2 separate regions of the Homo sapiens genome follow, and region 1 is linked to region 2. Evidence: chromatin loops called from intact Hi-C (ENCODE). Cell type or tissue: heart right ventricle. All regions are shown on one strand. Links, peaks and the distances in the headings refer to the core of each region. The heading gives the core; the rest is flanking DNA.

Region 1 (11,140 bases), core at 1,181-9,180, 200 kb after region 2:
GCCAATGTAGAGCCCCTCCAAGAATTTTTACATTTTAACAAGAAATAAAGGCATGAAATTTAGATGGCAGAATTTCAGGCCTTACTAAGGACCAATAAGGAAAATATCTTGGCAAGAAGAAGCTCTCAAATCTAACCACACCTGGGAGATGTAATATGCATAGTTATGAGAGGCACTGACTCCAGCATAGTGCTTAAGATGCTGGAATAACTCAAATCCCAGTTTCTTGTGTCTCGGGAAAGTTATTTAACCTCCTAAGCTTCAGTTTCCACATTTTCAACATGAAAATAATAACAACATCTAGCTCATAGTTAGATGAGGTACTACATTGTAAACCACTGGCTTTGGGTACATGGTGGCTGCTACTATTACTTATGAAGGCAGTCATAGATTCCAGGCTGTGTTGTGACATCCAGGAGTGACTATACAATATGGCATCATTCAAGCAGGTCACCTGCGCAGCCTGGTGCCTCAAACCCCTCCTATCCCTTCAACTTAAAGTTTGCACAAATCTGAGCTCAAAAGAAAACTAGGAATAGAAGAATAGGTGTGCTTATGAGACTACAGAGAAGACTGACTGGCAGGAGGCATCCTCCATTCTGAGGACATGGACATCAAGAACTTCCAACAGCTGAGTTTCCAGAGGGCAGGCACCATGTCAGTCTCCTTCATCACCCCCATGCCTAGCACAGGGCTTAGTTTGAAGCTGCTGAAAAAACAGATGAATGAATGCCCCTTCCCATAGGCAGGTGTGTCTTCTGGGTGCCTTAGACTGAGGAAAGCCCAAAGCACCTGAGTCTGCTCCAGGTACTTGCCTCACATTCCAGAACAAAGACCACCCTGTCTGCTAAGTACCCAGAGCCTACATACACTAGGATCAGCCCTGGTCAGAAGCATTAGACTGCAGGACCAGGAGAAAGTTAATAAAATTTACCTTGGAGGTGTGTCAATGAAATGCCCCAGGGGCCAGGCAGGGATGCAGGGAAATCAGTGGACCAGGTGTAAACAATAGGGAGTGGTGGGACTGCAGAAACTGGAGCCCTCTTGCCTTGACTAAGGGAAGCAGCTGCTACTCCGCTGGTCTACCACTGTCACGCAGGCATTCAACTTGAAAACAGAAATCCAGATTTTTATGTGAAATGTTCTTATTTTTAGAACACTAAGAAGGCCAAACTAAAATATCTAAGCATCAATTTGCAACCTTCTTTTTTTCTTTTAATTTTTAGTAGAGACAAGGTCTCCCTGTGTTTCCCAGGCTGGTCTTGAACTCCTGGACTTAAGCAATCCTCCCTCCTCTGCCTCCCAAAGTGCTGGGATTACAGGCATGAGCCACCACACCCAGCCTCAATCCTTGTTTCAGTTTACCTATTAGCCGGGTAATTTCTGGCAGGCTGTAAGCAAGCAGCAAAATTCTCATCAAGAGAAGCAGAAAGGGGTAAGGGAGATGGTGATAAGAAGGTAGCACAGGAAATCCTCCAAAATCCAGGTAGGCTGATGTTCATTTTAACTACTAAGGGTTCGGAAAGCCTCTTTTTCTAGATTTCATTAACAAGATTAATAGAGTGGATTCAAGAAGGAGGGTTAGAACGAGACTGATGAACCACCGAGCTACATGCTTCAAGTCCTAAGGAGGCCAGACTCTTTTGCAACAATCCTGTCACTGTTCAAAATGTTTTTTGCACCTCCTTTTGGTATCATCTTTGAATCAGATTTTAAGACACAAACACAAAACCTGTACATTTAAAAGTATATTTTAAAGTACACCTCAGTTTTTAGTGGAGATTGACACAAAATTGGTTCTCCCCTATCTATGCTTACCCTGTTTACGAGCCCTGGCTATAAAAGTCTTTAGATGCTTTGCCCAAAACACACCTAGCTATCCTCAAAGGCCAAGGGCTCAGAAGCCTTGAGAGAGGTTCAATGATATGAACAAACCACAGGCTGGACAGTGAGTTCAAAAGCAGAGTTCCAGAAAAGGTTTTGAGAAAAAGCAGCATCAAGAGGATGAGGTTGTAATGATAACAGCAGCTACCATTTATTAAGCCCTGATCATATGTCAGGCACTGGGGCAAGGTGCCTTCCATTCCTCAATTCATCCAAGTGTCATCTGTGAAGCACATCATATTAGTCCCATAGGAGGACAGATATGGGGCTTTTCAAAATCACACTGCTCAGAAAAGCAGAGCAGAGATTGAAGTCCAGACCTGCCTGGCTCCAAAGCCCATACACAAGTTTTGACTCACTGCTATGATTCTTTCTTGGTCAGATGTCCTAATAAGTTGTGCCCTGAGAGCTGAGGGAATGACGCGGGATACTGAGATCACCTTAGCATATCTACCAGCACATGCCCTTCCTCGGCAAAGACTTCCATGGGCCAGGTAAGAAACCATAGTCCCAGTAAAAGAACAAGCACAACTAGCCTCACTCTGCCTAGGCAGTGTCCTGAACAGGAGAGAGAGAGAGGCAGGCCAGCCCTTGGTCAGCTGTGAAGTAAACCCCGTGCTCTGGTGCCTTCCCAGCTGGCTTCTCAGGGCTGCCTTCCACGCTGGATCATCAGTGCTCTCTTCTCCCTATCACCATCATTCCAAATACCAATTTCCTCTCAAGTGACTGGCAAGAAATCCTAGCTAAGGTGTTAGCTGACAACAGCTTACCATGTCACACTTCCTTGCGCTTGTATCCGAATAAGAGATTCTTAAAAACCAAAGCCTTCAAGATCCAAGAGAATAAATGAATCTCTAATGGTGGGTTGACAGACACTGTAACAGAGACAGACTGCCAGGGCAACGTTTTGGGACAGAAGCCTGCTTGACACAGCCCAAATTAAACCATAGAAGCAGCATCCCCATACTAAAAAACAACAGCTGACATTCATTAACCATTTATTGGCCATATTGTGCCAGTTTCAATGCCAGGTGCTTTATATATAATCATATTTAATCTACACTAAAACCTTAAGAGGGAGGTACCAACCCTGTTTTACAGATTAGGAAACAAAGCTCAGAAAGGGTCAAATTGCCAAAGTGGGAGGCAAAAGGGATCTTACGAAGGGCCTGTGCGCCTTCCACAAGGCTCCACTACTGTACCCGCCTCATTGTTTACCACCTTTTTCAAGGCCAGTAACACACAACCACAGCCCTTCAGCATCTACACGCCTCCTGAGATGTGGCATCCCGGGGAAGTACCACAGCAGGAGCCAGGAAGGAAAGCTGGCTCCAGATCATACTGTGATACACACAGCCGGCCTTTCCTGGGTGGGCATTAACCTGCCCCAATGCCTTTGGGGAGGACAATTCTAGGTCATCAGGAGCACTTACCTGGACTCCAGGCTCTGAAGAAAGGATCATAACCACCTCCACCCCATTTTCACTGTTGTGAAGGTGGCTGGCTGCATAATTTAGATTTTAAATGACATCAGGGCAGCAATTTTTATGGTATGAGAGAAAAGATGCTTCAACTCCTACTTGTGCTTAGCACATGATGAAAGATTATGACAAATGGATACAGCTTAGGAACAGACATAAGGATAAAAGCAGCTTCTGTTGATGAAAGTCAGTATTAACATTTTTCTGAGACTAGACTCAATAGAGCTAATATAAATGGGCCAGAATAATTATGCTCTGAAAGCTCATCTATTTGGTTGGACTATTATCCAAAAGGGACTTCCTAACTCGGTCCTTAAGTAAATTCATCAGCATGCCTTTGTTAATTGTGCATCTGCTAAAGCTCACGATGGGGAGCATGGCATCCTCATGAGGTACAAGTTGGGGAGGGGACACAGCCCTGGGCCCTGAAGGTTCTTTTCTGGGCCATTCCACCGCCAACCCATGCCAGAGACAGCCCCAACCTCACGCTGTAGCCAGTCCCATTCTCAGGGGCCCCTGGGATCCCATTCTTACTGTCCTTGAAGAAGAGGCAAATAAACAGCACCAACAGGATCTCAGAGGGCATTAAAAACTCAAAAGGACTCGTGACTCCTAACTGTATGTTTTCCCCTGCTCCACGAAGTGGGGGGAAAGGCAGAGAGGAAACAAATGATTTCAGAGAGAAGGTGGAAGCTTGCCATGAGCCAGAGGTGAACCACAGCTAAGCTGGATTGTTATTAAATTCATCACAATTGTCATTTGCACTTCAAGGACCTCCCGCTCCAGAGCTTCCAGCGCTTTATCCAACATTTAGTGGGAGCCCTGGGGGTTGGGGAAGGTGGCCAGGGGAGGGTGAAACTGTCAAATAACTGACAGTGGGAGCTTATCAAGGGAGAGGAGAGGGAGGGCATTAGGAGCTGGTCAAGGGCAGGCTGTTGCTGGGACAAGCCAAGTAAACAGGGCCAGGAACCGTAGTGTGCTGCAGCCAGGCCAAGCTCAGGGCCTTTCTGGGCATTCTCCTCCTGCCAGTGGCAATGGCAGAAGCCCTGAGCAGTAAGCTCTAGGTTAATGAAGTGTGGCCCAGAAAGAACAGGGAGCTACAGACAAAAGGAAGGAGGATACAGAGATGGAGATGAACTGAGAAAGTACAAGGGAGAGAGGAGTAGAGGAAGAAAAAGAGTCTTACTTGGAACTGATGCCCACCACACAGGCACTCAGCTTTTGGGAAGAATCCTGACATTCACAGCTCTCACAAACTGGCTGTGTGATTTTGGCCAAGTTACTTAATGTCTCTGAGTCTTAGTCTTCTCCTCAAAAGGAGAATAAAAACTGTAGCTGCCTACTTCATAGTGTTGTTGGGAGGATTAAATGAGAATACATATAAAGCACTCACTACAAGGTTTGGTAAATGGAAGATTATAATTATGAATTTATCATCATCATCATATTTTCCCCAAAGGGAAACTGTGTCATAAGCTTTAAACAGAGGCCAGAAGACACAGGGATGGGGAGGAAGAAGTCTACCTACTCCATGATCCACTGCCAGCCACACTCACATAAGAAAGAAACATAGAAGCCCACACCCTACTCCCACAACAGCCCTGGTGACAGGGAGGCCTTCTCAAGACCTCATCAAGGGTCCCTCCCATTTACAATAAAGATATTTACCAGGTTCTGATGACTGAGGCAGAAGGTGAAGCAGGCGGCCATCAGCAGCCCAAGCAGCATGCCCAGAGGAGCCATCCTAGATGAAGGCAGGCTCTGGGGAGCCATAGTCAGGGACCTGCAGGTGCAAGCATAGACAACAGAAGGTCAATGAAAAGCTAATGCTTGGTTCCCCCGCACTGTGATTCCCATGTCGTCACTTGCTCACATGTCAGACATTTCCTGCATAGAGGTATAACGAGTCTTCTACCACTTCTAGATAATTCTGAAGCCTCCATCTACCATGGTGGGTCCAGCCATCCAACAAGAGATATGCCCTGGGTAGAACCATACAGTCGATCAGGACTCCTGCATAAGCTATTACAGCCCTAGTCCCTTCCTTCTTCATTAGAACTTGTTATCAGGTTGTGGCGGGTGGTCTTGACTATAAGGAGAGAGGGAAACTAACCAACTGATCTGCATGTGAACAAACATGGGCACAAATCCACATAAGCCTTTATAACCACCCACTTCTAAAACACACCCATTATCCTACCTGAAGACAGATGGCATCAATATCCTCTAAGACAGCAAAGTTCGATATTCCCAAGTCACAAAACCTCTCACATCAGCTTTCAAACAGTCAAACAAATAAAAGTACAAGCCCCAGTAGCTATTAAAAGGACAGGCAAAGGTGGGAGGATCACTTGAGGCCAGAAGTTCACGACCAGCCTGAACAACACAGTGAGACCCTGTCTCCACAAAAAATTAAAAAAACAAAAAAATTAGCTAGGCATGGTGGTGTGAGCCTGTAGTCCCAACTATGTGGAAGGCTGAGGCAGGAAGACCACTTAAGCCCCAGAGGATGAGGCTGTAGTGATCCATGACTGCACTACTACAGTCCAGCCTGGGTGACAGAATGAGACCCCATCCCTCCAAAAAAAAAAAAAAAATTAAAAGAATATAAGGATGGAAGGACATCCCATGTTCATGAATTAGAGACTTCATACTGTTAACAACAGTACTACCCAAAGCAACATACAGATTCAGAGCAATCTCTGTTAAAATCCCAATGGAGAAACTCATCCCTAAAACTCATATGACATTTCGGGGGACCCAGAATAGCCAAAACAATCTTAAAAATGAAGAAAGGGTCGGGTCTGGTGGCTCACACCTATAGTTCCAGCACTTTGCAAGGCCAATGGGTGGAGTGCCTGAGCTCAGGAGTTCAAGACCAGCCTGGTCAACATGGCACAACCCCATCTCTACCAAAAATACAAAAATTTGCTGGGTGTGGTGGCACATGCCTGTAGTCCCAGCTACCTAGGAGGCTGAGGTGGGAGGATCGCGTAAGCCTGGGAGGCAAAGGTTGCGGTGAGCTGAGATCGCACCACTGCACTACAACCTGGGCAACAGAGTGAGTACCCATCTAAGAAAGTAAAAGAAGAAAGTTAGAGGACTCACTCTTCCTGATTTCAAAACTTACTACAAAGCTACAGTAATCAAAGGGTGATACTGGCATAAGGATGGACAGACAGACCAATGGAATAAAATTGAGAGTCCAGAAATAATCTCATATATGGCCAATTTTTGACAATGGTACCAAGACCATTCAATGAGAAAGGACAGTCTCTTTAACAAATGGTACTGGGACAACTGGATATCCACAAGTGTAAGAGTGAAGTTGGGGCCAGGTGTGGTGGCTCACGCCTGTAATCCCAGCCAAGGCGGGCAGATCACAAGGTCAGGAGATCAAGATCATCCTGGCTAACACAGTGAAACCCCATCTCTACTAAAAACACAAAAAATTAGCTGAGCATGGTGGCGGGTGCCTGTAGTCCCAGCTACTCAGGAGACTGAAGCCGGAGTATGGCGTGCACCCAGGAGGCAGAGCTTGCAGTGAGCCGAGATCACGCCACTGCATTCCAGCCTGGGCAACAGAGCGAGACTCCGTCTCAAAAATAATAATAAGAGTACAGTTGGACCCTTACCTTATATCATTTATAAAAACTAACTAGAAATGAATCAAAGACCTACATTTAAGAGCTAAAAGCATAAAACTTAGAAGGAAACATAGATGTAATCTTAACGACCTTGGATTTAGCACTGGTTTCTTAAATATGACACCAAAAGCATAGGCAACAAAAGAAAAATAGATATATTGGACTTCATCAAAATTAAAAAGCTTTTGGGTCTCAAAGGATATTATCAAATAGTGAAAAGACAGAATGGGAGAAAATATTTGTAAATCACATCTCTGTTATGGGTATATTGTCCAGAATGTGTTGAGAATTCCTAAATCTCAACAATAAAAAGACAAGTATCCCAATTTAAAAATGGGCAAAGGCAGGAGTTCAAGAACAGCCTGAGCAACATGGCTAGACCTCTTCTCTAAAAAAACAAATTAAAAATTTTTTAAATTAGCCAGGTGTGGTGGTGTGCACCTACAGTCCCAGCTACTTAGGAGGCTCGGGTGAGAAGATCTCTTGAGCCCAGGAGTTTGAGACCTCAGTGAGCTATGATAATGCCACTGTGCTCCGGCCTGGGCAACAGAGTGAGATTCTGCCACTAAAAAAAATAAAAAAAATTAAAATGGGCAAAGGACTTGAATAAACATTTCTCCAAAGAAGATATACAAATGGCCAATAGGGACACGAAAAGGTTCTCAACATCATTAACCATGAGGGAAATGCAAATCAAAACCACAATGATACACCACTTCACACCCACAATGATGGCTGTAATTTTTTTTTTAAGTAAAATAACAAGTGTTGGTGAAGATGTGGATTAACTGGAACCCTCGTACATTGCTGGTGTAGATATAAAACAGTGCAGCCACTTGGGAATAGCTTGGTGGCTCCTCAGAAAGCTAAATATAGAATTAACATATGTCCCGGCAATTCCACTCCTAGGCATATCCCCCAAAGAATTGAAAACAGGGACTCAAACAGATATATGTACATCAATGTTCATTGCAGCATTATTCACGATACCCAAAAGGTGGAAACAATCCAAGTGCCATCAAAAGATGGATTTTCAAAATGTGGTATATACATACAATGGAATATTATTCAGCCATAAAAGGAATGAAATTCTGATACATGCTGCAACATGGAAGCTTGAAAACATTATCCCAAGTGAAATAAGTCAGACACAAAAGCTCAGATATTGTATGATTCTAATTATATGAAATATTTAGAACAGACAAATTCATTTAGATAGAAAGTAGAAAAGCAGTTACCGGGTTAAGGAAAAGGGGAAATGGAGAGTTACTCCTTAATAGGTAAAGAGTTTCTATTTGGAATAGTGAAAATATTCTAGTAAACTAGGATAGACGTCAAGAAAACTTAATCCAAATTAGCAAATGATCTAGGAAAGAAAAACAAAATAAAACAAGCAAAACAAACAAGAAAACCTTATGAAAATTCAGGATGTGTCAGTATTAGCCCAGACCCTTATAAGAGGTTTTAATATTTATCCCTCAGCCCCAGTATACCTCATTAGGCAGTTTACTCAATTGAGGCTTAAGTGAGTTAATTACAGGGCAGCACCTCTGAAGAATGCGGTGTTTACTTTTTCTCTATCCCACTCCTGCCACATTCCTCCCTGCTTCACCTTAACAAATTGGACCTGTGGCATGATTGCAGTGGGACCCAAAGCGTGCCTGAACCCACTCTCAGAAGTCATTACCCCTCTGCCCTGCCCACATCTTCTCAGGGGTCGGAAGAAACTTTCCCTAAGGACATCTGCAGCCATGAAGGAAAACAGCCCTGCTGGACCGCCACTGTGCAAAAAAGCACAGCCAAATGGAAAAGCAAAGGCTCGGGTACTAAAAATAGCTGCTACACTCACCCAGCAGCAAAAGCCTTAGCTTTCTGCCAGCTCCCCCCCTCTTTTTTTGCCGACAAAATGGAACGGCTGAGTGCCACGAGAGCTTCCCCCAGCAACCTGGCTCCCTGGGGCACCAATCACACTGAAAGACAGGGATTGAGTTCACAGCACCACACCAGGCTCTGGATAGGTGACTGGCCATCCCTGGGTGTGAGCAGGAGAGGGGCCAGGCTGGGTGAGGATGAACAAGGGCAAGGCGTCACCACAACAGGAGGGAGAAGGCTAGGGAGGCCTAGGGAGATGGTTCCTGAGAGGGCACAACCCTAGAGCTGCCTATACTGCTCTATACTTCTGTTAACGCTGCAGCCTTGGCTGTGGGGAGAAAAAGAATAAAGAATAGAAGTGGGGGACTCACAGCATTATCAGGACAACATACAACAAAACAAAGATTAACCCAAAGCCACAGATATCCCTCCCCTTCCATGAGATACTCATGTGTATACACACACACACACAGACACACACATACAGACACACAGTTATGAGCTTCCTTCTTACAGCTAGGGATCAACAACGAAACTGGTGCTGGGGAAAAAGAAGAGGAGGAAGAGCTAAATGAGAAGGAAATAGTCAAGGGCAAAGAAGACAAATGAGCAGAAGGGGGAGGCCCAGAAGGGACTGAGGAAGAAGAGGTCAGGGGCAGCTGATGCACACACAGCAGCTTCCCCCACTCCTTGGAGTGGGAAGAGGAGTGGAGGGTGAGAGAAATGGTAGCTCCCACAGGGCTCCCAGCCATCTCTGTCTCCTGCACACACGCTAACACTGTCAGAAACATTTTCTGCCAATACTAAGGATGAGAGGTGGATTCACAAGTGGATCCTTCATCTTCCCTCAATAATTCCACATGGACTGCACAGCTGACCCAGTTATTGCCTCTATATATTTTTCCACAAAACAGGGAGAGAGAATGAGAGAGAGAAAGAGAGGACAAGAACATGGAGCTGAGGTGGGCAGTGGGAGAGGGATGGGGAGATTGAGAGGACTGAGGAGAGACCTAGGTGAGGCTGGGAGAAAGGTGTGAGATAGTTTCTCAGGCTTCACAGGGGCATCCAGAGAGCAAGAGCAAGTACAAACTACAGCATGCAGGCACGGAAAACAGTGTTCTCCGTCCTTTTAAGGCCTGGCCTGCAGCCACGTCACCTGGTCTTGGTCCTTACTCAAGAAGTGGCAGGCATAGTTTGCCCTGGGCTTTATGCTAAAGCTGAGGGAGAAGGGAAAGGGGGAAAGGGAAGTGGCACACAGCTATGCTTTGCCAGGATGGCCCACCATCACAAGCAGGGACAGAGGCAGCAGCAGTGGCAAAAGCCAGCTGCGGTCCCTGGCATAAGTAAAGCCAAAGTCATGGCATCCCATTGAGGCACAGTTTGGCACACCTGGCCTGATGATAGTGCCATTCCCAAACCACTTGCCACCCATAAACTCTGGGTTCACCTGATCAATGGCCCCTGCATACCCTGCAAAAAAAAAAAAATCCTTCTCATCATCCTTGGCTTTCAATGGAGGACAGACCTACATCTTTACATTTATGGCCCTCTTCTGACATAAAATACCATCACTCTGTCCAGGAAAGGGGAAACTATTTCAGTGTCTCACCGGTAACTCTTTCCTTAAGTATCCTTGGGCTTTGGGACAGAAGAGACAATAAGGTACTTGAGATGCCCATTTTTCTATCAAAAGTGTCCATTTGTAGGCTGTACCTCTGCTTAAATAGAGGTTGGATGCACTCACCAATCTGTATTGCCAGCTTACTGCAGCCCAGAGCAGATGTTTGGGGAGCAGGTGGGAGGAGGCCACTCGGCCCCCACCTCTCTCAGTGCCTCATGTCTTCCACACAATTCAGACAAGACTGGGGGTGGGGATTGGGCCCTGTGTAAACAAGACGTCTCTTCTTAATGTCTTTTCTCCAGAATGGAAAACAAAAGAATGGGATGAGGATGGCAAGAAGCCAATAAAGGGAGAGGGAGCAGTATTGCTGGGTCTCTGGCAGCTTCTGACACACCTGGCAGGACCCATGGGCAGTAGCTGAGTTTCAGGACCAGAGCACAGAAAGAACTGGAAAAGGTTCTAAGTGTCCTGGACAAGCAAAGCCAACTCAGTAGCCTGCCATGGAGCCCTTGGAATTCCATCTTATAAAATGCTCATGTTATTAACCTACACTGTATGTTCATGTATTTGTTTTCCTGAATCTCCTGGGAAAAGTGAAAGGGCAAGAATTCCTACTTCCATTTTATAAGGAAGAA
Region 2 (10,876 bases), core at 1-8,000:
AGGCCACCCCATTAGCCCAGCCCTGTGGTGAGGAAGGAGGAGTTGGGAACTCAGATTTGGTCTCATGGCACATCGGGCTCCTGAGAAGCTGGTCATAGCCAAATTCAGGCCTCACAAGCATATTTTCTTCATCTGTATCTCATGAGTAATCACGGGACTAATTCTAAACACACGATTTAAGATGAATTTCTGAGTTAAATCTCCTATTAGTGAGTAAAGACTAAATTAAGGTAGGTCCCATTCTTAAGCAAGGCTTCAAGTTAGTCTCACTTCAAGTTCTCAACCATCCAATCTCTGTTGCAGAGAAAAAGATGATTTGAGTCGTAAAATACTGCATTTAATTTATTTCAACTGTAAATACCCTTCACACAGGTAGAAGCAGAGGCTCATCATAAGCCTCACCTCTTTCTGTCTAGCTGAGTGATTCAGGGAGGGCCAGGGGAATGATGCTGCCTGCTGACCAGGGTATCTACTGTGCCTCTTTCTCCACAGTCATGCCACGTTTTACTGAGCAAGTAGAAGCAGCCGTGGAAGCCCTCAGCTCGGACCCTGCCCAGCCCATGGATGAGAATGAGTTTATCGATGCTTCCCGCCTGGTATATGATGGCATCCGGGACATCAGGAAAGCAGTGCTGATGATAAGGGTGAGTAACTGCATTTCAGACGTCTTAACAGCTTCTTTCTTATCATTTGCTAAACTTGAGCAATGCGTCATTCTAGAACTCGGCAGATGCGGTGGCAGTATATTAAAACCATGAATCTAAAAGCTGTTAGAATGAGATATATTTAATTACGTTGTCTAAAATGACTGTTAGTTGCAAGTTAGAGCCCAAACTTGGGCCAAGAAGGGGAGCTAGCCTGAGTTGACGATTTAATTTAGGATAAACAGTCTCTACAACATGAGGCTTCAGTTTGAGTTAGGCAGGAAATTATAGAAAATAATGGTTCTCAAGCTAGTATCAGAGAAGGAAGTATTTTCATAATGCGGATTCAAGTTATTGTTCACATGAAGTGCCCCTCTCTTCGGAGGGGCTGCAGGCAGACGGGATGATGGAACCCCAGGGTGTTGGGGGGAGGAGCGGCCCCAGGTGATGCTCCTAGGCTCATGGCCAAGTGCCGAGCCCCTTTCCCCATAGCCAGAGTGCCTGGAGGGCCTCTGTCGCAGGGGCAGAGGAGAAAGGGGCCTCTATGGCATCTGTGATTGAGCTCCCGGCATACCGTCCTGCTCTCTGACAACTATTCCTGTCTTCATTCAAGAATCATCCAGCCCCTGGGCCTCTCAGTTTCTTGATGTCTTGTCCTCCTCCACCTCAACCTCACGGCCATAGCTGTACCTCAGCTTTTGTCACTGCCTGCCATTGTCTTTGTCATCCCCAGCAGCCTAGATCTATTGTTCAGGTTGCGCCCTCGAGTCCTGCAACTCCCAGCGAGCCTTTGAGTCTACTGTGGGGTCTTCAGTCAGTTGGTCCTCCCCATGTGTCACTCAGCCCCTTGTGTCCTTGGTTCAGTCCTTTGTTAGCTTTGAGTCCATAGTTGAATATACTCACTCCTCTGCCCTGCTGTTTCCTCACACCTGCCTTGCAAGGTGCAGTCCTGGCAAGATCCTGCTCTCCTGAGCACAGTGCAGATGGCCACAGCCACGCTGATGGAGCCGCAGAAGCCGCGGCCATTTGTGCGCCCTTGCTGCCCTGCAACAGGCGTCCACCCACCCACCCACACCTGTGCCCCTGTCCTGTTTGGCCCACTTGCCGATTTCGTTGAGGATACTGAGGCAGTTAGTGCGTCCACCCCTCTGCATCCCATGTCTGTGTGCTCTACCTTCCTCCTAGCACCATGGGCATTGCTCTCGGTGCTTCTGGCCAAGGCCATCCCTTGCACGTCTTTGTACTAGGATCCCAGCTTCTTCACCCCCTGCCTCCTGTACCTTTCCCCAAGCCTATGATGATTTCTCCCATTTTTAGGGGGAAAAAAAAAGTCTCTTGACCCACACCCCTTCTCAGTCTCCTTGGCTGGTTTCTCCCCATCTCCTCAGCCTGTGAAACACGGGTGTGGCCTGCTGGGAAGTCCTTGACCTCTTCAGAGTCCTGTCTAGAGGCCGACTCTCCTAAGTTCCACACCTGTCTGCGCACCTTGCCTCCTCCCTCTCACTTGCTCCACCCAGGCAGCACATGTTAGTTGATAGTGACTCCGTCTTCCCTTGCTCGGGCCCAGACCTCGAATCTTTTATTTCCCTTTTGTCCCATACCTCACATCTGCTTTATCTGTGAATTCTTTTGGCTCTCCGTTCACAGTAGAGAACCTGAACATGTTCTCACCCTCGTCTAAGCCACCAGCACCTCTCACCCGGGTTCATGCAGGTGCCACTCAGCTGGTTCCCTGTTCCCATCCTGGGTGCCTACAGTCTCATGAGCCACAGGGCAGCCAGAGCGATTTCTGTAAGCTTCAATCAGATCATGTTATCCTCTGTGCCAGCGTCTCCACAGGCCGCCACGTCACTCATTCTTTATGCTGGCCTACGAGGCCTTCTGGGACTGGAACCTGTCACTTCTCCAACCTTATTTCCTGCTGATCTCCTCTTGTACTCATGGGGTTCCAGGCAAGCCGGTGACATGGGGGCAGTGAGCTAAGCCCCCCTTCTGTGGCCTCCTTGCTATTCACGCAGTTCCCTGGGCCAATGCCCCTTCCCCACGGCCTCTATGCTGCCACCCGCCCCCCCTTCCCCCTCCTTGAGAGCACCTTCTCGTGAGACTTTTCCAAACACCCATATAGAATTAAAATCTCCCTTTATTCATCACTGCTTTCTTCATAGCACTGGTCACTTTTGATGTGTCATATAATTCATTTGCTTACTTTGTTGTCATTTCTTCCATTAGAATATGCGAGAGGAATTTTTGTCTGTTTGTCACTTTGTATCTTTAGGGCCCAGAACAGTGCTTGGCAGAGAGATAATGAATGAATGAATGAATGAATGAATGAATGAATGAGAGTACTCGGTTTTCTTGGCAAGAACGGTTCTTGGGTCTGCGATGGGGTGCTGGGGAGGTAGAGATGATGTTAGGAGGTGGTCCTTTGAAAAGCCCCTTAACTGATTGATTGCATGCCAGTCCCGAAGGCATGTGTGACTGCAGCGTTAAAACTGTCAGTGCTGGCATTGTGTTTTGTGCCACCGAGTCCATCGGCCTCCAGGACCTCACACCGACATGCTGTCTGGTCCCCTGCGTGAGCGTCCACTGTTCTCACCTCATCAAGGGACAGGCCCAGCCTTTGCACAGCACGTTCTTGGTGGTTCCAGAATGTTTCTTGCATATCTTCTTGTTTGAACCTCACTGCAAGTCCTTGGGCTGGGCTTGGACTATGTCCTGGTACACAGACGAGAGACTCGCCTCACTGCCCTCCTGTCACAGGCCAGCCGGCTGGGCTGAGCGCCAACCCCAGCTGTTCTGCCTGCTGCCCCCTTACTGATAACTGCCAGAGGACAACATTATGTTTCAAGTCAGTAGCTAATCATGAGAGGCTGGTAGTTGGTACAAAATAAGAATTTTATTTCATAATTAAAGCAAAGAGCTAGGACCAGTAATCAGTCCCTTGGGTATTTACTCAGCCCTCACCTGCCATATTCTCCCCTCTTTTCTTTTGATGAAAGTCAAAAGAATACTTTAAAATACATTGCCTATTTTTACTCCTCCAAGCAGCCTTGGTACCCTAACAGAAGGCCCAGTTATTTAATTTTCTTTTTGTCATAAAGTAGGAAAGTTATACAAATCCGCTTAATACTATACAAAACACCTCTATTTTTAAGTCAGTACCTTTTCTACCCAGGACAGTTCTCATCTTTGTCTTAAAATGCCGGTGTTGGGGAAGTAAATTAGGAAGTAAAAACCTTATGTCACTGGGCACAAGTGGCTCACGCCTGTAATCTCAGCACTTTGGGAGGCCAGGGCAGGCAGATCACCTGAGGTCAGGAGTTCAAGACCAGCCTGACCAACATGGTGAAACCCCGTCTCTACTAAAAATACAAAAATTAGCCGGGCATGGTGGCATGTTGCCTCTAATCCCAGCCACTTGGGAGGCTGAGGCAGGTGAATCTCTTGAACCCGGGAGGCGGAGGTTGCATTGATTCCAAGATCACGCCACTGCACTCCAGCCTGGGTGACAGAGCGAGACTCTGTCTCAAAGGAAAAAAAAAAACAATCATGTCTTACAAAGAAATAGTGAATTGACTCAGTGATAGCAATTGAGCCCCACACACAGTGAAACCAGCCCAGGCCTGCTGTGGGCCAGGCAGCCCAGCGTGTGCACCAGTGAAGCAGAGGCTCGAGACAAATGCTGAGTGATTTTGACTTTATTCACCATACTGTTCAGAACACTGCACATTAAAATCCAGAATTCTGGGCCTCCGTGCACCTGGCCAAGAGGCTCAGGGTGGCTGGGGGCTGGTGGCCCAGAGATGTGTCTGACCTGTGATCTTTGTCTGGGTGGCAGACCCCTGAGGAGTTGGATGACTCTGACTTTGAGACAGAAGATTTTGATGTCAGAAGCAGGACGAGCGTCCAGACAGAAGACGATCAGCTGATAGCTGGCCAGAGTGCCCGGGTAAGGAAGCGCTCCGTGGGGCAGTTCAGCTTGTGCTGCCGACTTTCCCTGTCCCCTTTCTTGTTTCCAGGAAAACACCCTCAGTATTCAGAACACCGTTTCTCTCTCTCTGTCTCTCTGGCAGTAGACTGAAGTTAAACTAAGTTGTGGCACCTGCTAGTCAAATGTAGCCTCCTCAGCTAGAGGCAGACCAGGTCCTGGGCCTCCTCTGCAGTGCCCTGAGCTTTAGTTTATGATAGAGCCCTGGGTCAGGGAAGGGCTAAGATTTAGTCAATGCAGTGTTTGTTGAAAGGATCGTGAAATTTGAAAAAGATTGCTGCCTTTGTCCATCTCGATACTATGGGTATGAACTATTTAATTATTCATGGGTTTAAAAAATAACAGTGGTACATTCAAGAAAGCCAGTCAGAGCCATTGCATTCATTTGAGTCATTAAATCTTCAATCAATAGCATTTATGTTTTGGGGAGGATGCCAAGAAATATTTCTAAGGAGTCTTTGATTTCACTCCTTGGAAATCTGTCGTGAACAGCGAGCACATCCCTGCCTTATGTCCTGCTCAGTCATGAGCACTTAGGGAAGCTGAGAGGGAGGAGCTCCCCAGCCGTAGGTCTGTGGGCTGGAGGTGGGCAGCAGGCCTCCAGGTGTTGCTCAAGTATGGCCTGAGTGCCAGCGGTATCTCTCAGCCCTCTTTCTTCAGGTGTACATTCTAAAGCCACTTTCAGTTCATCTTGAATAGTTGGAAATGTCCATCAGGGCCCACCAGGGAAAGGGCTCCACACTTTCATCAACCCCTTCTCTCATTTCTTGTCTTATATTAATAAGAATTAAGCAGGTTCTGTCCCTGCACAGGTGTGATTCCAAAGCTTCCACATTAGCCTTCCACCCCTCGCTGTTTCCTTCCACACTAAAACTTGTGCTCAAAAGTGGGTCGGAAATTCAGGCTGCCATAAGTTTCTGCAAAAAATGAGAGAAATAGCCCTTCAGGCGAAATGAAACCTATTAAAGCATTATCCTACCTATGCCACAGATTGCCTGTTGGAAATATTCTTGGCTAATGCACTCTGAGAACTTCATATTCTTTTTATGTAAGAGCTCTTTGTGCTTCTGATCACAGGCGATCATGGCTCAGCTTCCCCAGGAGCAAAAAGCGAAGATTGCGGAACAGGTGGCCAGCTTCCAGGAAGAAAAGAGCAAGCTGGATGCTGAAGTGTCCAAATGGGACGACAGTGGCAATGACATCATTGTGCTGGCCAAGCAGATGTGCATGATTATGATGGAGATGACAGACTTTACCCGGTGAGCAGCACCCCGGCCCCACCAGGCTGCACAGGGGCTACTTTCTTCCCCACAGGTCACCTGCGCAGCGGCTCAGACAGCCCAGGCCATGGGGCTTTGTGGACAATCTTCTTTTTCTACTCCAACTGTGAGGGGCTTCACATACAATAATCCTTGTTCTCTTCCCTCTTCTCAGAGGTAAAGGACCACTCAAAAATACATCGGATGTCATCAGTGCTGCCAAGAAAATTGCTGAGGCAGGATCCAGGATGGACAAGCTTGGCCGCACCATTGCAGACCATGTAAGTGACAGACTTGCCAGGTGGGTCTCCAAGCTCCTCCTGGGGCTCAGGCAGCCCAGCCTGGTCCATTCAGGGTAAGTTTCATGGGCCACAGCACTTTTGCCACTCATCTCTAAAAATGGTTCTTATTAATCCCAGCATAGATTTGTAAGGATTCTCTAGAGCGGATGTGTATGTCCTGGAATCTTCCATCGCTTGGTAGCCAAAATTAACCTCTGCTATTGTCTCTTATGTCTCAGTTCCCTCTCTCCCCCTCTGGGCAGGGGCCGAGAGCAGCCAGAAGCCATGTGGCCAGTGCTGTGGAAGGCTGGTGTGCCTAGATGGGCCCAGGTTTCTTCATCCTCAGCACTGTGTTTCTCAGCCACCCCGTCTTCATCCCCCTATTCCCTCACACTGATAGGTACAAAAATACGGTTCCTACCGCCTGGAAATTGTACAATACATTTCATTTGGTGTTTTAAGCCTGATCAAGAGAAGCTCTTTCTCAGTTACAGTTTTTCTCTGTAGTTAACAAGCCTCCCCACCATTTTCCCTGAAATAGCCAAACTCTCAGCCTCATCTAGGCCACAGGATGTGTGAGACACAAGCCTCCTTACACAAGCCAAAGATTGTAAAGGCATCCTTGACTCCCACACAATCGGTAATAGGGCCTATTGCTTCCATTGGCCAAATGTATCTTGACACAAACCAGTCTTGTCCTTTCTGCAGATCTCCATAGCCACTTGGACTACTGTGGCCGCTCCCGATTTCCTGTTCTTTCCTCTCTCCACTTCCTTCTGCATCCAGCTGTCAATACTGTCATCTGAAAATGCAGATCACATGGCTCTGCCCTGCTTCCATGACTACTTAGAATACAGCTCATCTCCAGTATGGTCTGCGGGGTCTCAGTTCATACCACTCTCTGTGGTGTACTTTGCTCCAGCCTCACTGGAAGAAAATGTTTGCTTGCTATAAACACTTGAGAGGTGCTCTGTGTTTCTCCCTTTGGGTAAAGCTTTCTAGGCTGGTCCTAATCTGGGAGCCTCTAAAACTCTGAGATGTGGAGCGAGACAGGAACTGGGCAGGGGCCACCCTTTTCTCTTTGACCATCCCCAACTGCTTTTTTTCTTGCTTTACTTTACTCACTTGTCTTCCACCTCAGCCTGCAGTGAGTGGCTTTTGTCATCAGGCATTAATAACGCAAAGTGCCTCAGAGCAGAAGAGTTAACTATTTGTTTACTTAGCTAAAAACATCTGGACTTTTCTCCATAGCCAGGCTCCTGCTTGCTGAGCCGGCTTGTTCTCACCTCGAGGGGCATGGGCCTCCACCCTGCCGTTTGGGGTGAGGGGATCCTTGGCCAGGGTGGTTTCCCCGCCGTCATAGGAGGGAAGTCAGTGGGAGGCTCAGAAGGCCTTGGCTATACAACCAGTGCCATGCGGCGCAGTCAGGGTCCCATGGACGACTTCCATCAGCTCACCCGCCTCCATCCCCAAGCAGAGTGTAGGCAAGGGCTGTGACTGCCTCAGGTAATTGGGTGATTTTGCTCCAGCAAGAGGAGAGGAAGCATGTGAGTGCCACACTGAACCTTTCAGAAACAGCCGTGGGGTCGGGGGTGCTTGGGCCAGGCCAGGATACTTGGTGTTAAGCCTGCTCTCTCTTCAGTGCCCCGACTCGGCTTGCAAGCAGGACCTGCTGGCCTACCTGCAACGCATCGCCCTCTACTGCCACCAGCTGAACATCTGCAGCAAGGTCAAGGCCGAGGTGCAGAATCTCGGCGGGGAGCTTGTTGTCTCTGGGGTAAGCATTAGCTGAACAAAAAGAGGGCCAGTGGGAACGTGCTGACCCTTGTCAGAAATGAAAGTCACCTCCTATCCGCATAAACACCTGCCCTGGGAAAGTGTGCTGTGCAGAAACTCCAAGTCCTGTCCCAGTCTCTGGAGACCAAGGTCTGTCCATCATCTGTTCCCTGTAGAACTGTGACACCTGCGGGGCACTGCAAGGGCTGAAAGGCTGGCCTCCTCCCCTTTGCTGGCCACTCACTGGGTAGGAATTTTTAAAAATCTTCCTTGGGACCGGGCGTGGTGGCAGGTACCTGTAAGTCCCAGCTACTTGGGAGGCTGAGACACAATAATTACTTGAGCCTGGGAGATGGAGGTTGCAGTGAGCCGAGATGGCACCACTGCACTCCCGTCTGGGCAACAGAACAAGACTGTCTCAAAACAAAACGAAACAACAAAACAAAACAAAACTTCCTTTTCTTCCCCCAGAGAGGAATTAAGAGTAGACATAGATAGGGTGTTTTCTCAAAAGCCCTTCACTCCTCAGAGTGCTTGGGTAGCGTCTCTTTCTTTTTACCACATCACAGTTCTGAGGCCTTTCTCACCTAGGGCAGGGGAAAGAAGAGGTTTGCTGAGTGGATTGGGGTCCACCGAGCCTCCATGGCTTCTCTTAATCCCACTGAATTTCCTTTAAAAGAAACACTTCTTATATTGAACATATTGAGACCATTTGCTCATCTGCTTTGCCATAAACATCCCTGTCTCGATTCCTGCTTCTCCTCCCCCACGTGCTTACAGCTCTGGGATCACTTACAGTGACTTCCAGTTGGTTTGAGTGAATAAACACTTGCTGAGGGGTGGGGGTGAGCAAGGCGAGGTTGCCTCATGTCTTCTCCAAAGGGTCTGAGGGCAGGCGCTTCCAGGCTATTTAGATAAGAGCAGCCGTTGAGGGTGTTCTTCAGGAACAGGCTGCTGCCCAATCCTCTGCGACCTGCCCAGGCCCTGGTCTTGCAGAGGAGTAGGGGGCTCCCCTTCAAGCACAGCCCACCTGTGTCCACGAGGCTGGAGGTCAGGCCGGTGCTTCTTACCACCCCTGTCTGCCTCGTAGGTGGACAGCGCCATGTCCCTGATCCAGGCAGCCAAGAACTTGATGAATGCTGTGGTGCAGACAGTGAAGGCATCCTACGTCGCCTCTACCAAATACCAAAAGTCACAGGGTATGGCTTCCCTCAACCTTCCTGCTGTGTCATGGAAGATGAAGGCACCAGAGAAAAAGCCATTGGTGAAGAGAGAGAAACAGGATGAGACACAGACCAAGATTAAACGGGCATCTCAGAAGAAGCACGTGAACCCGGTGCAGGCCCTCAGCGAGTTCAAAGCTATGGACAGCATCTAAGTCTGCCCAGGCCGGCCGCCCCCACCCCTCGGGGCTCCTGAATATCAGTCACTGTTCGTCACTCAAATGAATTTGCTAAATACAACACTGATACTAGATTCCACAGGGAAATGGGCAGACTGAACCAGTCCAGGTGGTGAATTTTCCAAGAACATAGTTTAAGTTGATTAAAAATGCTTTTAGAATGCAGGAGCCTACTTCTAGCTGTATTTTTTGTATGCTTAAATAAAAATAAAAATTCATAACCAAAGAGAATCCCACATTAGCTTGTTAGTAATGCTCTGACCAAGCCGAGATGCCCATTCTCTTAGTGATGGCGGCGTTAGGGTTTGAGAGAAGGGAATTTGGCTCAACTTCAGTTGAGAGGGTGCAGTCCAGACAGCTTGACTGCTTTTAAATGACCAAAGATGACCTGTGGTAAGCAACCTGGGCATCTTAGGAAGCAGTCCCTGGAGAAGGCATGTTCCCAGAAAGGTCTCTGGAGGGACAAACTCACTCAGTAAAACATAATGTATCATGAAGAAAACTGATTCTCTATGACATGAAATGAAAATTTTAATGCATTGTTATAATTACTAATGTACGCTGCTGCAGGACATTAATAAAGTTGCTTTTTTAGGCTACAGTGTCTCGATGCCATAATCAGAACACACTTTTTTTCCTCTTTCTCCCAGCTTCAAATGCAAATTCATCATTGGGCTCACTTCTAATAACTGCAGTGTTTCCCGCCTTGGGCTTGCAGCAGAAAAACCTGACAACATAGTGTTTGCTAAGGCAGTAATTTAGACTTTACCTTATTTGTGATTACTGTAGTGATTGATTGATTGATTACTATTAACTACAAGGTATAATTTACTATCACCTTATTTAAATTTTATGAATTAATTTGAATGTTTTTTACACTAACTAACTTTTCCCAATAAAGTCCACTATGAAACCACGACATCCAAGAGCCCAAAGTCGTCTTCTCTGCCTTCAAGTCATAGATTTGCCCGCAGTATCTGTGGTGCTCTGGGCCCTCCCGGTGTCCGTCTCTTCCAGGATGGGGATGCCCGGGAGGGAAACTGTCTGTGGCTCTAGGCTGCACGGCTCGTGCCAACCCATCAGGGAGGGCCATGCCCGTTGTCCTATTGAGTGCCCCACCCTGCACCCCCACCTTGGGAATTCACATGTCCATTCCTTGAGGTTCATGTCAACCTCGGAGGCATCCCTGTCTTCATTATAGCTGACCCCTCTCCTGCGTCCTTCTGTCAGCATATCCCTTCTGCATCCTTCCCGTCACACATACATACCAAGCTATGATGATTGATTGATAGTGGCCTTCGAGATGAAAACCATCCTTAACCCCATGATCCTTCCCAGCTGGCATCCCCACCCTAAGCAAGGTTCCCTAAAGAGAAGCTTGTTGACATTTTCTCCCCTTCCTCACTTACAGTCAGCTGTCACCTTGCTCCCTCCACCTCCCCTCGTCAAGGTGACTGCCTTCCACTGCCAGCCACACTGGCAATTGTCTTGAGACCTCACTGTGCAAGCGGCCTGGGGGCGTGGCG

The links. Hi-C counts contacts between places; a loop is a spot of excess contacts. Peaks named below come from ENCODE experiments on the same cell type or tissue, not always from the same donor. Only the 100,000 strongest peaks of a DNase experiment are listed, where the experiment ranks them.
Region 1: it touches region 2 in a loop (8-fold over the local background); 3 of 110 quality-filtered maps call a loop at or near these places.

The regions. Positions count from the first base shown.
Region 1 is chr5:139,122,706-139,133,845 of GRCh38, forward strand. It overlaps SIL1 (SIL1 nucleotide exchange factor), which reads right to left. Exons shown (of 10, transcript NM_022464.5): 2 at 5,034-5,148. The coding sequence starts at 5,138. Among named protein-coding and RNA genes, the nearest start is that of SIL1, 70 kb to the right of the region's middle. In heart right ventricle, for the core only: no CTCF peak of the experiment used is centred there; DNase peaks (open chromatin) are centred at 4,284 and 8,917; H3K4me3 peaks cover 791 bases; H3K27ac peaks cover 5,891 bases.
Region 2 is chr5:138,924,764-138,935,639 of GRCh38, forward strand. It overlaps CTNNA1 (catenin alpha 1), which reads left to right. Exons shown (of 18, transcript NM_001903.5): 13 at 493-644; 14 at 4,483-4,593; 15 at 5,710-5,891; 16 at 6,067-6,172; 17 at 7,815-7,949; 18 at 9,039-10,271. The coding sequence ends at 9,326. Among named protein-coding and RNA genes, the nearest start is that of LRRTM2, 55 kb to the left of the region's middle. In heart right ventricle, for the core only: no CTCF peak of the experiment used is centred there; a DNase peak (open chromatin) is centred at 3,328; H3K27ac peaks cover 3,088 bases.